2 separate regions of the Mus musculus genome follow, and region 1 is linked to region 2. A link is a contact called in ENCODE Hi-C or POLR2A ChIA-PET data. All regions are on one chromosome and are shown on one strand. Each heading gives the region's core, a stretch centred on a gene start or an enhancer-like site at or near the end of the contact. The rest is flanking DNA. Distances are from core to core; before and after follow the strand shown. Region 1 overlaps Ablim1 (actin-binding LIM protein 1). Region 2 holds the start of Ablim1 (actin-binding LIM protein 1).

Region 1 (3,723 bases), core at 665-3,164, 39 kb after region 2:
CACCTCTTCTTGATTGGGTTTCCTGTAAACCCTGTATTCTGTAAACAAGAGTAGGGAACAGTACCTCACATGGCATGTGTGGGGAAGGTCTGTCTGTGATTGGCACACCAGGACAGTACAAGGTCTGGAACACATTAGTTCGTAAATATCACATGTAATAGTGATTTACTAATGTGTGTATGTGTGTGTGTGTGTGTGTGTGTTCCTGGGGACACATGTGCATGTGCGTGCAAATGTGTAGAGGTCAAAGGGCATTCTCAGTTGTCATATGTTCCTCAGGAACTGTCCCACCTTCTTTTAGAGACAGGGTCTCTGATTTTTACCTGGAATTCACAGGGATCCTCCTGGTCCCAGTTCTCCTGTGCTGGTTACAAGTGCAAGCCACCATCCTATGTATCTGCACACGCCACACACATATATATGCACACATACAAGTGAGATGGAGAAGCCACCAGATGGCTGGACTTGTGCATCATTCCAGCCGTGAATCCAGCTGTAGCTGGGAATGCCCGCTGCTTGCTTCCCTCTGATTGGCAGCAGTTAGAGCAAATGGCCGAGAGAGTCAACACATATACCAAGAGGTTACTGGAACCCTGTCTTACCACCTTTATATATTCTTTATGTTCTGTGGGTCACATGACCCCAGCTGTACAAGCACCTGCCCTTAAATCTGACAGAAGTTTCCTCACAAAAGAATTTTCAGTCCTGTAAAGATCCTGTGACGTACTCTTGCCTCCTGAATGCTGATTCATCACTAGCTGAACTAATAATGTGCCTCAGATTGCAGTTCCCAGGGTCCCCAATAAAGCCTTCCCCACACCCCCCCCTTTTTTTTTTTTTTTTTTTTTGCAGTTTTTGAGCAGAACTGGTCAACAAAGATATAGGAAAGGAAACCTTTGACCCCTCCATGCCATCTCAGAAACTCAGACCTGTGTCAGAACCTGATCCTGAGGTGTCCTGGGCTGGACCTTGTCAGTCAGGTTGGATTTGGAGAGGTGGGACAGACAAGAGCCGATTTAAACAGGGTGCACAAAGCCTGCGGAGACCTTGGGGGAAATACTGCCTGGGGTCAGGAAGTGGCCCTCAAGTTCGGCTCAAGAGAGATTAGTGTGACAATCCCACTACATAACATTCAAGTGCTTGCTCTCTGGAGTTGAGACACCCACCCCCTGTTCAAACCCCCACCCCCACCCCACAGTGGGACAAGTCCTCCGCTGATGGAGCTCCATTTTAGAGATCTCAGAGGCTAGTGTCACTGACATTCCTGATGCCAGCAGAGAACCTTGAACTTGTCCCATTGTGAACTGGAGAGCTAGTGGGGGTTTCTCTGTAGTTGTTTGGTTTTTGTTCTTTTAAACATAATTACTTAAAAAATTAGAATACAGGAATTGAGATATAATGCAGCAGTCTCTATACCTAAACACCAAGTTTCCCTCATTATGGATATGTAAGTACAATTCATTTGTTATAATAAGCCAGACAGTGTTTCTAACAGACTTAATAAGGCCCATGTTTCTTAGTGTTTTTAAGTTTAATTTTTTTAAGATTTATAATTATATTATTCCCCCCCTCATTCATAATCTCTCTTTGTTATTGTTGCTTATATATAAACATATAAATACAGCCTGCTCAGTCCACTTAGTGTTATTTATTCCAGGGCTGACCACTTGGTATTGGAAAATCAGTTAGGGTGCTCTCACCTGGGAAAGACTATCCCCTCCCCTCCACTTGCATACAGCTCCCAACTCAAAGGCTGAGGAGGACCGTGACATGGGTGTCTCTCAGTATGTCATATGATCCAGAGGACATGTAACACACCTGAGTCCTGGCACAGGTCCAGGGTCTTTCCTGCCTGGAGTGTTTCATTTCACAGGTCCTAGCTTCACGTCCGTCTCCAAGAGGGCCTGGGGGTGCAGGGTAGGCTCTGTAATGGCCTCTGCCTGAGGACACCAGAGGTCGCTCAGGGTCATACTTCCTAACCTTCTGCCAGCGCTGGCGCTTCAGAGGGGCAGCTGGACCACTTTATTTGACTGTGAAAGTGAACCCACAGTTCCTTGGGCTTAGCTTGCAGTAGGCAGTGTTGTCAGAGGGGCCAGAGTCTCTCCAAACTTGGAGCTATGCCCTGGAGAAATCTACATCTCAGGTTCTTTTGTTTCAGTATTATCCAGAAAGATGCAACTGCTGTGGGAGTTCCCTGCACTTCTCCTTAAGATGAACAAGCCATGGAAGATTTTCATGGCTTGTGTGTGCGTGCGTGCACACACACACACACACACACACACACATACATACATACACACGCACATGCACACACACACACATGCACACACACGCACATGCACACACACACATACACACACACACACACACAAACACACATGCACATGCCTTCCAGGGTAAATCATTGGCCACTAGAAACAGTGGGAAGAGTTAAGAAGCCTTGGGCAAAGGGCACATGACAGGAATGTGAGCTCTTTAGTCCTCAGTTTCCCCATCAGTAGAAGAAACAGAGAACACCCAGGCTCTGATGGACTCATCAGCGTGAAAATTAGCAAAAGTGAGCGACTCCGTGAATGCAGCTCTGATGTTGTACTGTAAATCTTAACTATTTTTAGCGGCTTACTTGATGAGAATGCTAGCAGTCAGGCCATGACGGCTCAGGGGTTAAGAGGCACACTGGTCTTGGAGAGGACCTGAGTTTGGGTTCCCAGTAACCATGTGGTTCATCCCACAACCACCTGTAATGCTCCAGTGATCCGTTCCTCTCTCCTGGCCTACATGGACACTTCACTCACATACATACATACATACATACATACATACATACATACATGGACCATCCACATACTTACACACATAATTAAAAATAAAAGTAAAATCATTTTTCAGAAAAACTGCTAAAGTTCTTCATCTGGAATGTGTGTAAGAATTGCTTGAGAAATTTATTAGAAGATTACTGACCCCACACCTGGGCAAATACTGGGGATTTTTTAATTAAAGAAAGATACAAGGATTTATAATTCTAGGGTTGGCACAGTTACCTTGGTGATAGCCAGGATCCTGGGCCTACTAGAGACATGCACTGTCTTACATGTCATAAATGTATGTCATACACTGACATATACATATGCTGTCCTACATGTGTCATAAATGTATGTCATACACTGACATATACATATGCTGTCCTACATGTGTCATAAATGTATGTCATACACTGACATATACTGTCATACATGTGACATAAATGTATGTGATACACTGACATACACATACACTGTCATACATGTGACATAAATGTATGTGATACACTGGCATACACATGCACTGTCATACATGTGACATAAATATATGCAATACACTGACATACACATACACTGTCATACATGTGACATAAATGTATGTGATACACTGACATACACATACACTGTCATACATGTGACATAAATGTATGCAATACACTGACATACATATACACTGTCATACATGTGACATAAATGTATATGATACACTGACATGCTATCCTACATGTGTCATAAATGTATGTCATATACTGACATATATACACATAAACTGTCAGTGTTCTCTCTAAAAGCCAAACCCCAGTTGTTACTTGTGGAACTGCCTGTAAAATTGGCTAAATACCTTACAACGATTTCCTGCCTTATCCTAATGGTCTGGGAGGATCGTAGCAGGTGCAGAAGGGCCTTGGTGTGGACCTCTGCA
Region 2 (3,418 bases), core at 25-2,524:
CATTGTATCTAGGAAGGCTATCAGCCTCTTCAATACTTCCCTTCCTAGTCTTAAAGGATAGAGCTGGTTGGGCCATCCCTTGCCGGTCCTGGTTTGGATGACTTTTAGGAATGGAAATTTCTGGGCTCCACTCACAAGTCTCTCATGTGGGGGTCTAAGCAGTTGCCTCACAGTTTGTATTCTTGAAACTGCTGGATTTTATCTTCTCAGACCCTTCTAGGCTTGCAGTTCCATTTTACTTAAAGGGTACGATGTTCTTTGTTTTGTTTTGTTTTGTTTTGTTTTCTTTTGTTTTGTTTTGTTTTGTTTTGTTTTGTTGAGACAAGTTTTCTCTGTGTAACAGCCCTGACTGTCCTGGAATTCACTTTGTAGACCAGGCTGGCTTTGAACTTACAGAGATCTACCTGCCTCTGCCACTAGTTCCTGGTGCTGGAACTAAAGGTGTGGGTCACCAGGCCAGGCTCCCAATGAAAAGAAAATTCTATAAGAGTCCAGTAGCCCAACAATAGGAGAAGGAGCATAGATGTAGTCACTCTGACCTGTCACTGTTGTGTGGCTGTAGAATGTCACATGGTGTACTTAACCCTACAGTTGTAGACTTCACAACAATCATAAGCAGGGCTCCTTTCGTGTGTCAGAGCCCTAAGTCTCCGAGGAAGGACCTCCTGGGGTTGACTTTGTGAAAGCACGAAGCTACTGCCCACACAATGCTCTCTCCCTCCTGAGTTAGTAGGACACCCAGGACATGGCTGAGACTGTTAAAACACTTTGGCTACTGAAATGCAGCAGAGTTCATGACGTTCGGGGAGAGGATTCTCTAGAACATGCAGAGGAAGCAATTGCTTACCATGGCCTCCTGGAGTCGAGTCTGCCATTAATTAAAGCCGGGAGCTTCTGTTGAGACTCATGCGGCCTCTTGAGATTCCAAATGCTGGCACTCTTGCAGTTAATGCCTGAGTCTTTCCCTGGACCGCATTTGTAGATCGAATGCAGTCTCTGAGCCCAGTTAGACCTGTTCATAGCACTCTCGCCAGATAATAATAGAGATTCTAGAAATAGTTGCCAGATAATTCTTTTAGGTTATCGCTCTAGGTGGCGGTATTAATTTTGCTTTCCGATAGGAACTCCTGTCTCAGACTGCAGTCAGGAGTTCCTGGTGATGGCTGTTTTTATACATAATCATCTGGCTGCAAATATGGCTAAGCTCCTGAGGGTAATCTTTTAAATATGTCCTTCTTAATCTTCTTTGCTGGGCGGTGAGGGAAGAGATGCTAGGGGAACTGCTACTGGGGAGCCCTGCTTCCCGGGCTTCTGGGTCAGATCTTGATGTCATGTCTGCTATGCCAAGATGCCATCCTTGCTTGGGTTAAAGTGTCTGGGGAAATTGTGCAGCTCTGAGATAGGCAAAGTTCCCTCACCAGAGAGAGCCAGCCTCAGGAACTCCCACAGGAGACTGCTTATTGAGGACCTGAGTGTCCCCGAGACTCCTGACCCTGCTCATCGCAGGCGTGGCACAGTCATACATCTGGTCTATCTGTATTCTGCTGGCTGTGGTCCACCAGAGCTCAGGTTTAGCAGCTATGATCCATCCGGTAAGTACCCGAATCCCCTTTGACACAGGCTGTGTTTTGTGATTGACATAGGTATTAAAGTATCTCCCCCGCCCATTCCTCAGTGTCGTGCACTTCAAAGCATTATACATGTCCTTCATGTATAATGAATGGGGCAGGAGTAGGAGACATGAAGGCCCCGGCAGAAAGACAGTCATGCATCTTACTCTCTGGTCTTAGGATCTTTATAACAAATACATGTCTTTTGAGGCATGGCTGGAATAATTAGTGATGATGAGAAATACGATGCCAAAGAGCTCCTCCCCCAGTGTTGTTCTTAAATATGACCAAGAGCAGAAAAGAACAGCAAAGGGTGACCTATGCAAAGCTCGAGGTCAGATTGTGTTGCCACCTGAGAAAGGTTTGTCTAGTGGAGTGTTTGAAAGGACAGATGTGTTTTCATATTGAGAGAGCCATATTAACACTCTTCGGCCAATCTCATTATAATGTAACTGTTAATTCGATGGCTTGGGAAGGCCATGGAGAGAGCTTAGGATGGGGAGGGAGTCACTGATGTGGTATGTGTGTGTGTGTGTGTGTGTGTGTGTGTGTGTATACACAATATGTGTGTTCACAAGCATGTGGAGGTCAGGGTAGCTTCAGGGCACTGGTCAGAGAATCCACCTTGGTTTTTTAGACATCATCTCTTCATTGCCCTCAAAGAGTAGGTTAGGCTGAGTGGCCAGTGAAGGAACTCTTTCTGCCTCCTCATCTCTGGCACACACACACCCCAACACCTAGATTTCTAACTGGGCTCTGGGAACTGAACCTGGGTCCTGGTGGTTGGATGGCAAGTACTCCATCAAGTGAACTGTCATCACCCAGCCTCACTTACTGATTTGGACAAGGTCTCGGACTTTGGCGTTGTAATGGTACCTTTAGTGGCCTGGTGCCTTCCCAGCTGTTCATTGCCTGTCTAAATCAGCACTTAGATAAGGACAGGAGGCAGAAGGCTGTTCGTGGAGCTGACTCCTGTGAGCATAGACTTCCTAATTCATGGGCAGCTGGAGAGAAGGGCAGGATTGGAGGCAGTTTGGGTGAGGTGAGGGAATTCATTTGAACCAAGGTCTTTTGTATTATTGCAATTAATTTTAACAGCCTCATTGAGCTGTTAAGTATACTGCGTAATTTGCCTAAAGTAGGTGATTCAATATGTTTTAGTGCGCTTCCTGACACACAAGCCATCACCTCAGTGAATTTTTAATGTTTACATAATCTAATAAAATAAAATAACTTGATCCTCTAGTTATTACCTCTCCAACCCAACTTTTCCACCCCTACCCCTAGCCTTCAGGGATCAGCGATCCATTTTCTGTCTCTATAGATTTCCCATCCTGGACCTGGGTGCCTCTAATGCGTGATAATCTTCTACGTCTGGCTTCTTTCACTTGGCACAGTGTTCATCCAAGTTGTAGCAGCCACTGTTTCTTCCTTCATTATTATGGCTACAATAATAGCAGTTATTCCACTGTGCTGCCCCCAGTTTGTTTGTCCCTCATTATTGATGGACATTCAGGTTGTTTAAACCTTTTTAGCTAGTGTGAGTGATAGTACTATAAACATTCTTGTACAAGTTTATAGAGATGGTGAGTTTTTCTGTCTTCTTGGGTGTACGGGTGGAAGTCCAGGGTCACATGGTAACTCTCAGTTAAATCTGCTGATGAACTTCCAACTCTACAAAGTGGCTGCTCTGTTACATAGCCTCATCTGCAACATAAGATGATTCTAACTATGCTACATCATTATCTGATGTGTGTGTGTGTGTGTGTGTGCGTGTGTGTAAAGGCATGTGTGCATGTTTGTGTGTA

The links. Hi-C counts contacts between places; a loop is a spot of excess contacts on that map. ChIA-PET counts read pairs that join two places held with the same protein, here RNA polymerase II (POLR2A).
Region 1: a map of heart shows a loop between it and region 2 (1.9-fold over the local background). The contact joins the enhancer-like site here to the promoter of Ablim1 in region 2. A Hi-C loop is called at or near these places in 1 of 37 maps with a recorded cell type or tissue (heart). POLR2A ChIA-PET finds 5 or more read pairs at or near these places in 1 of 5 experiments (Patski).

Annotation. Positions count from the first base shown.
Region 1 is chr19:57,175,667-57,179,389 of GRCm38, reverse strand. All of the region lies in intron 1 of Ablim1 (actin-binding LIM protein 1), which reads left to right. Among named protein-coding and RNA genes, the nearest start is that of Ablim1, 39 kb to the left of the region's middle. Within about 2 kb of position 1,914, at least 1 of the 3 ENCODE cell types and tissues checked has a DNase peak (open chromatin) inside an H3K27ac peak, as active enhancers do; it is heart, where a contact is called at or near this core.
Region 2 is chr19:57,213,888-57,217,305 of GRCm38, reverse strand. Ablim1 (actin-binding LIM protein 1) reads left to right here and starts at 1,274. Exons shown (of 26, transcript NM_178688.4): 1 at 1,274-1,592. The coding sequence starts at 1,349.